Regions from separate parts of the Homo sapiens genome. Here region 1 is linked to region 2. A link is a contact called in ENCODE Hi-C or POLR2A ChIA-PET data. All regions are on one chromosome and are shown on one strand. The core of a region is the stretch at or near the end of the contact, and the rest is flanking DNA. Distances in the headings are between cores, read along the strand shown. Region 1 overlaps ELMO1 (engulfment and cell motility 1). Region 2 has its middle 84 kb from the start of ANLN.

What was found. Hi-C counts contacts between places; a loop is a spot of excess contacts on that map. ChIA-PET counts read pairs that join two places held with the same protein, here RNA polymerase II (POLR2A). Pooled maps may share reads with other maps.
Region 1: a map of Calu3 shows a loop between it and region 2 (4-fold over the local background). The contact joins two enhancer-like sites. A Hi-C loop is called at or near these places in 1 of 168 maps with a recorded cell type or tissue (Calu3) and 3 of 50 pooled maps. POLR2A ChIA-PET finds 5 or more read pairs at or near these places in 1 of 52 experiments (H1).

Annotation. Positions count from the first base shown.
Region 1 is chr7:37,030,583-37,034,721 of GRCh38, forward strand. The region is part of intron 15 of ELMO1 (engulfment and cell motility 1); the gene reads right to left. Among named protein-coding and RNA genes, the nearest start is that of ELMO1-AS1, 35 kb to the left of the region's middle. RefSeq lists enhancers at 1,112-2,311, 1,146-1,815. Within about 2 kb of position 1,474, at least 17 of the 41 ENCODE cell types and tissues checked have a DNase peak (open chromatin) inside an H3K27ac peak, as active enhancers do.
Region 2 is chr7:36,471,874-36,476,098 of GRCh38, forward strand. No RefSeq gene overlaps it. Among named protein-coding and RNA genes, the nearest start is that of ANLN, 84 kb to the left of the region's middle. Within about 2 kb of position 2,263, at least 2 of the 41 ENCODE cell types and tissues checked have a DNase peak (open chromatin) inside an H3K27ac peak, as active enhancers do.

The DNA.
Region 1 (4,139 bases), core at 224-2,723, 560 kb after region 2:
AATGGCTTCAAAATTATTTGATAGTCATTACTACCTCACAGGGGAAAAAAGCATCAGCTCACTAATACTGGAGAAGAGATACCTGGATAATTGTTCTTCTTCCCAATCTCCTTGCTCTTTCTCGTCTCCTTCATAGATTTGTTTTTTGTTTTTGTTCGTTTTCCTTCTGCCCAAAGTTCTTTTCTCACCATTCTTTTCTTCTCACTCTTCACTCCTGCACTAGGAGGACTAATCTGGTCCTGTAGCTTCTACATTCATAGATGCCAAATCTCTATTTTGAACCAAGATAGTTTCCTGAGCTCCAGACAACTCCTTATTGGACACGCCCATCTTAGCCACATCTCTTAGCCACCTCAAAGTCAAAATTGACAAAACATAACTCCTATTCTTTATGGCTTATCCAAACTTACTAGGTTCTCCATCTCAGCTATTTTTGCTCAGTTGACTCTTCTCTCAATCACCATCTCACAAATATATTATATTTACTCCTTTCCTTTCCCACTGCCACTGACCTTGGTTCAGGTGCTCATCACTGCTCTTCCGGATTAAGACAAAAGGCTACAATGGTCTCCCAGTCTCGGGACAGATCCATTTCCCTCACTGTCTTCCATGAGGAGCTCATCAAAACCTAACTATAGCCACATGTATAGCCTCTGCTTAAAATCCTTCAGATAAAGTAACGCCTCTTCACAACACGGACCCTGACTCGCCCTGAATGAGATGGTTTCTGGGTCAGCTTGAAAAAATGTTTCCAGAATGCATTTGCCAAGGGAAAAGAAGAAAATTTTGCATTTGCAAAATTTTGAGAAAATAAGACAATAATGAAAAACATAAACTGTTTGGAAGACTTTTAGACTTAATACATGCTTTTCCCTCTGCCTTAATCACCCTTCCTCATCTCAATTCGCTCCTCAGTGGTAACTCCTGCAGGTCTTTCAGAATCCAGAGCAGTTGTTCCCACTTCCAGGGGATTCTTTTACGCCCATTCTCTATAGGCTGAGCCTTCTAAGTGTCTCCATCTGACCCTCTGCCACTTTTCCAATGCTCTGTTTGCTTTTTTGTCTCCTTGTGGAAATTCTAATACCCTTGAGGCTTAGGACTACGCCTTCTCTGTCTTTATATATTCAGTACTTAGGGCCTCAAAAAATGTTTGTGGAATGCATGTTTACACGTGAAGCAGGCCTTACCCAATGGAGCCGAGTTCTTGAAGTCACCACATTCAAAAATTATTCTTCTCCTCACATTGAAATATTGCACTGAAATATTATATTCTTGATAGTGACAGTTAATCATTAAACATCCTTCCCCACTGGCAAAACAAAACATGACCACAGGAGAAGGCTCCGTGGAGACCATGCCCACACATTTCAGTGCCTGGGCTAAAATAAGCATGTAAGTGTGTAGGACTGATCATCATATTGCACCAGGAAGCGCGCCCTTCCAGATTTAAAAATATACTTGTTTGGCTTGATTCAGGCTGCTCCTCATTCCAGGCCTGCGTGAGTCATTGGAGAAACATCCTATTAGAGTGCACCCCTACTGATTGGCTTCCTTTGTATGTTCACGGTGACTCAGAAGAGATGACTCACAGTTCACGCTTATGACAAAAAGAACTTGCTCTCCCTTCCTTTTCATTACCCATGTTTTGCAGGCTTTATTGGCACCTTTGAAAAACATCTAAGGGAGCAAGGGAAAGGAAAACACAGGGGGCAGCCTGAGAATTGGCACTACTTATTTTTAACAAGCAACCCTACTTAAAGCACCTTTCATCAGAGCAGCACAGATATACTTTGGAGGCCTAATACATCCAATGCTCACATTATTCCTGGAAGGTCAGTAACTGGATGCTATTGCTCCACCCTGCCAGTTGATGGAAAGGAGGGATGCTCGAAGGACATAAAGATACTTCGCAATGTCCCTCTGCAGGGCTGGCACCCAACGCTGGGCTCTCAGAGCCGCTGTTGATAAAATGGCTGGTTAGATCATCCTCTCTTGGTTATAATACCCAAAGCCTTGGCCAAGGAGAGAGACATTCTCCAAAATAATCAGTGGTCAAGCAGTGAGCATGAAGCAAAGTGAGAGGACAATCCAACCACGACAATCTTCTGGATGCCTCAAGATGCTCATGACCTGTCACTGGCAGAAACTGTTGGGTTCTGTGCCAGTTACAAACAACAGAGGTTAGTTCCTTTCATTCCACTTCAGAAAACATTTCTGAGTACTTATCCACAGAGATGGATCAGGCATAGACTCTGACCAGGAGAGCAACAAGATAAAGTGCAGTGAGTTATACACCACAAAGTAAGGACAGGTCAAGTGTCTGGAGAGTCCAGGGGAAGAGTTGGCTTTATTTTTTAGAGAAACTGGCATTTGAATTGCACCTAAGGATGGGTGGAATCTAAATCATACTTCTACACTTCATCTTAGCCAAAACGCCGAGAAGCGATAAAATCATATTTCTGAATGTGTTTTTCCTTCAGAATAATTTACTAGTCAGGCTCATCTCAAATTCCATTTACATTCAGACTCCACATTCCATAATCGCTGTCTCCTGGAAGCCATTGAAATGCATGCATATACGTCTGCCTGCAAAGGAGACACTTCTGTGTGCAGTTCTGGGTGGGTTTATGGTACCCAAATAAACGGAGCAGGAGGAGCGCAGACGGGCTAAGTCCAAATTGTTCCCCCTTCCAGGGGATCCTTGTGCAGTGAGCTCTGCCTATGCTTTAATAAAAGGGGATAAAAATACTTGCCACCTACTTACCTCCGAGACACACTGCAAGGCTGGATCGTGTTCACGGCAGTGTGAATTTTTCAGGAGATAAGTGATCTATGAAAACAAAGCTTTATTATCATAAATGTTGAGCGAAAATGAAGCAAAACCAATGTCTAGGCCATGTGTTTAGTGTTAAAAAAAAAAAAAATACACCAAACAGACACTGGATTATAACTTTCCAGCAAGCCAGCATTCCAATGTCAAGGCCTGAATGTCCCTTCCCAGGGAGTAGGGCTACAAGGGTCCCGGTACACTGAATATCTGATGAAATGAGGCAAATGCAGTGTTTTGATGACAGATGTTTCTGATAAGAATACAGAATTTGGAAAAGAAATTGCAAGGCAAATCTGTCCCATGATGTGAGATCAGGGACATGAATACTGGAGACTAAGATCATCAGAATTGATCCCTAAAGAACTGCGAAGAGATGTGGAGGAAACTAAGAGAAAGACTATTCATTGCCCGAGGCAGAAGGGAGTGGGTGGTTCAGAATCTTCAGGGGTGCGGAATAAAGACAACAGAAGATAAAGGGAGGAAGCGAACAGTTAGCTAGTAACTCTCTCAATTAGGTTTAAGATAAGAGAGACAGTGCTGTGCCAAAAAAAAATTAGAGCATTAGTGGACTTACTTACATTGTATTCCCATGTACAAATCAGATATACGTTTAGGAGATGAATTACTTCTAATTCCTCACAACTTCACACAGTTGAGAGATCAGAGGGAAAAAAATGTGTAATAACATGAGTTAAATTGTGACCTTCCACCCTCAAATTCCTATGTTGAAGTCCTAACCCCAGTACCTCAGAATGTGACTGTGTCTGGAGAAATGGTCTCTAAAGAGTGAAGTTAAAATGACAACAGGGTGGGCTCTAATCCAATAGGACTGGTGCCCTTATAAGAAGAGGATATTACAATACAGACATGAACAGAGGGAGGCCCATTTGAAGACACACGAGAATATGGTCATCTACAAGCCAAGGAGACAGGCCCCAGGAACAAACCAATGCCTTGATCTCAGACTCTGGCCTCTGTAATCATGATTTTTTTAAAAAATTATGTTGTTTAAACCACTCAGTCTGTGGTACAGTTGACCTATGAACAACATGGAAGTTAGGGGAACCAACCCTTTGCACAGTCAAAAATCTATGTGTAACTTTTGACTCCCCCAAAACTTTACTAATATCCTACTGTTGGCTAGATGCCTATCAGATAGCAAAAACAGTTGATTAATACATATTTTGCATGTTATATGTATTATATATTGTATTATTACAATAAAGTAAACCAGATAAAAGCCTTACTGGTCCTTATGACTCCCTGATCTAGAAGCTGAATTAGGGATGTTGTTTGGGGGCAAGTAGAC
Region 2 (4,225 bases), core at 1,013-3,512:
CAACTTTTTTTTTTTTTTTGAGACAGAGTCTTGCTCTATTGCCCAGGCTGGAGTGCAGTGGTGCAATCTCAGCTCACTGCAACCCCTGCCTCCTGGGTTCAAGTGATTCTCGTGCTTGAGCCTCCTGAGAAGCTGGGATTATAGGTGCCCACCACCATGCCTGGCTAATTTTTGTATTTTTTTAGTAGAGACTTGGTTTCACCATGTTGGTGAGGCTGGTCTCGAACTCCTGACCTCAAGTGATCCACCCGCCTTGGCCTCCCAAAGTGCTGGGATTACAGGTGTTAGCCACCGTGCCTGGCCTAAAGGGTTACAATTTAAACAATAAAGTGGAACCCTCATTATTTGTCAACAGCACCACATCAAACATCACTGGGGGCCAGGAATTCTGCTGATGTTGTTCTCATTGTAGGACTGCCAGCCTATTCACTTTCATCACTGACAGAGAGGCCAAAAGTGGCACCATGCAATGGGCACATGGGAGGATTGCTTTTCAAATGTTTACTTCCACTTTGAGGGAATCCGGGAGAACAAGACCAATTATAGTTTGCCAGTAAGGTAAGAAAATAAATGTAGAAATCCGAGCCAACTGGCACAATATTTCCTCCTATTTCAGTGATATCTTGGTGCTTATTATGGGTTGGCCACCAGACAGGCTTGTCCCTTGATCTAGTTATGCCCTCAGCCTCTGCACTGGCCACCTTTCCTTCCTGGTACCCAGTATCCTGATAGTCTGTCTCCTGCACCCCATGACACAGCTCTCAGTGTCTTCATTCACACTCAGGTACAAGTGTCTGATAATAGCATAAAGAATTCTATCATGCTCAGGGTCAGGTTCCAGCCCCAGCTGAGGGCTGAGGGGAGTGGGTGGATGTAGGGCAGGGAGCTGGAAGAACACTTGAGAGACAGCAGGTAGATGGGAGATGGCTTTATTCAGCAGCTCCTTCACAGAGTCAGTGTTACATTTATGCACCACACAAACAATAGTGCCTGAGAGCCAGGTGATGAGCTTCTCTATGTTATGTCTACATGCTTATGATTATATAAACATGGGACTGTGTGCCTGCACCACAAACCTGCTGGATCATCCAAGCTGTTTACCTGGGCCTATGCCTGCTGCCCTGTGCCTGCTTGGCTGCAGCACAGCCATGTTCCTTACACTACACCCCCTAGGCCGAGGGGATCCTCTTGGTGGGGACCCCTGCATATACAGCAGCACCCTGGACCCACAGGCCACAGCAACAATACAGAGAGCAAAAACCTACCACTAATATTCCTGCTATGCTACCTATGATTATGAGAGCCCAACATAGGCCAGAGCCCAGAGATGCCCACCATCTCTGAAGGGGGTCGTCAGTAAGGTGCTCAATCACCTTAATCTCCTGTGACACCCTTTGTAAAGCTGCTGTTATGTTCCGGTGGTTGTCAGGTATAAATGTACAACGTTGTGTCCCTACAAGGGCACAGGTGCCACCTTGGGTAGCTGTGACTGTGTCTAAAGCCATCTGGTTTTGTAGCACCACCTTCCTGATCTGATCAACTTCATCAGTTAACAAAAGGAGAGCAACTCAGGTGTCATTCAGAGCACGAGCTGTGTGCTCTGCAAAGGCTGTAACCTGCTTTTCTACAGTAATGACTTTTACTCCAGGGATAGTTATTGCTAAGGGATAGAACCACCAGGGGGCCCCCTGCCCTCGCAAAAAGCGGGAATGCAGTGCCTCCTAATAATGCCAGCAACTAGGCAATGGGGGAAACACAGTGGCAGGCACATTGGGCCACCCCAGGTACAACATCTGGTCCAACTGGATGGCAGACATGGCCATCCTGTGTCCCCACAGACCCATAAACTCCCAGGGGGCACGAAGTCCATGGGGGGGGCCCAGCCTTGGTAAGGCTGCTTGTTCCACCACACCCTTGGTGTGGTGACATGTGTTGTGTTTGCACAAACCTCAGTAGGCAGCCATCCCACAGTGACTTTTCCCCGGTGCTGCTCTATGCATTGTGGCACCTGCGATGGGGGCACCACGTGATCTCCTATTAGCCAGCCCCATCCATCATGGACACTATGAGTCAGCCAGGGGGCAGGCTTGCCATGGTTTTGCAACACCCCTGTCCAAAGCCCGCTGTGTTGCATCCCACCCATTGTCCATGGGATCCCAAGTCTCTAGTGATGTTCAGTTCTGCACAGAAGCTGGATGCACGTGACAAGGCAAGCTGTCCGCAGCTGCTGCTGGGAGGGCAGTGCAGATGCAACAGTTGGAGACATTGGTCACCTCAGTGTAGGCGTGGGCCCAATCCACAATGCTGTTGGAGCATGCCAAACTACAGCTGGAACAACAAAGCAGGCACAGGTACTAACAGGGACAAATCACGTCCCTCAGGCAAAATACAGGCCAACTTTTCATCTCTGGATAACAATGTAGCCGTCAAGGGCTTCTGCCCTGGGCTATGATACCACACCTTCTCAGCTCCCCATGGTTCTTTTGGGTCCTGTACCCGTGCCAAAATCAAAGGGGAGCTCATAATAGGCCACACAGACAGTACATATGTCCCCCAGAGAAGGGTCCCTTCCCTGGCTGGTTTCTCGGGAAACATCTTAGACCACACAAAGGAAAGCTCTAGCGTGCATGTGCCAGATAACATTATGAATCACCTTCTTTGACCACTTCCTGACTCCTTAATCTGCCTTGCTGCTAACCTTCCAAAATCCTGTTTTTGATGCCTTTTCTTCCGTTTTCATCTTGGCCCCTCTGGGTTGAGTGCTTGACTCTATTTGGCTTCTGTCGGCAGTAATTCTGACTCTTCTCTCTGGCCAAGCTCCCTCAGGTGAGGACCCTTCCTGCTTTCACTTGACCTCCTAGTTTGGCTTTTTCAGGCCTGGGAGTGGGGTCTGGGCAGTATGTGAAGCCAAGCCAGGATATGCATAGAGAGCCCATGCTAGGGTAATGCATTAAGAATCTGTTTAAAAGACCATTGGCTTATCTCCTGGACAGCTAAACCCACAGTGATATATACTGTTAGAGCCTTCCAACATCCATCTCCCCACCCCTTTGTTTTAACATCAGAGTCACTATATAACTGGGGCAGAGAGTGGAGCAGTGAGGAAGAGAAGGATACTCTGACAGCAAAATTTAAGACTACATTTCTAGGTATGGCCATATGACTTAGTTCCAGCCAATGATATGTAAAGAAGACTCATTAAAAGGGGACCAACAACTAAGGAAGTGTTTTTTTTTCTTCTTCCTCTTTGGAATAAAGGCATGATGGCTGGAGCTGCAGTAGCCATATTGGATCAAGAGGATAGGTACCATGTGCTGAGGACAGTAAAGTATAAAGATAAACTCAGGTTCCTCATAGCTTAATGATGCCACCAAATCTTCTTAGACTATCTTTAGACTTATTTTATGTGAGAGAATAAACCTCTATGGGTTTAAGCCATTGTCACTTTTGGATTTCTGTCATATGTTGTAAAACCTAAGCTAATCATATATACTAACACCTTCTCTTTTCCTACTTTTATCTTGTTGCCACCTTCAAAAAAAGAGAGGAGTATTTTATTAATGATGGCAACCTGTGGTTTTGGATTGCTTTTCTAAGCGGTTGCTGCCACCATTGCTGTTGAAGCAAAAGTGAAGCACATTGTTTTGGTACAGTTGTAATACTCCCTGTGGCCACAGACTCCAAATCTCAGGTACTTAAGACATTGACATCTACTAGAAATATGTAAGTATTAGTCCTTACCTCCACTCTGTACCCGTGGTGGTGTGTCCTGTGTGGAAAATGTGCATACAGTCTTTGCATACAAGTTTCTGAATCACTTTTTCAAAGTCATTGTGAAAACATATGATCTTTAGTGGGATTCCTGGGTGTTAGCTGAGAACGTTCAGCCTATTGTTCAGATTCATACTTCCCTTGGCCCCCAACTTTTTAATATAAAAAATATTCAAAAATATATAAAAGTTGAAAGAATGTTACAATTCATATTCATATCCTCACCACCAAGTGTCAATAGTTGTTAATATTTTGTTATTTCACTTTATCTGTATACCCACACAGATTTAAAGCTAAATCTGTATCTAGAGTGACACTGTTTTTGGTTATCCATTTGAAAGTGAGTTGCGGACATCATTTTTTCACTATTAACGTATCCTGAATTTCCAAATTGTGTTCTACGTGGTCATGAGAGTGCCAAAGGCAGATTCCTAGGTGTTTTCAGCCCAAGAGT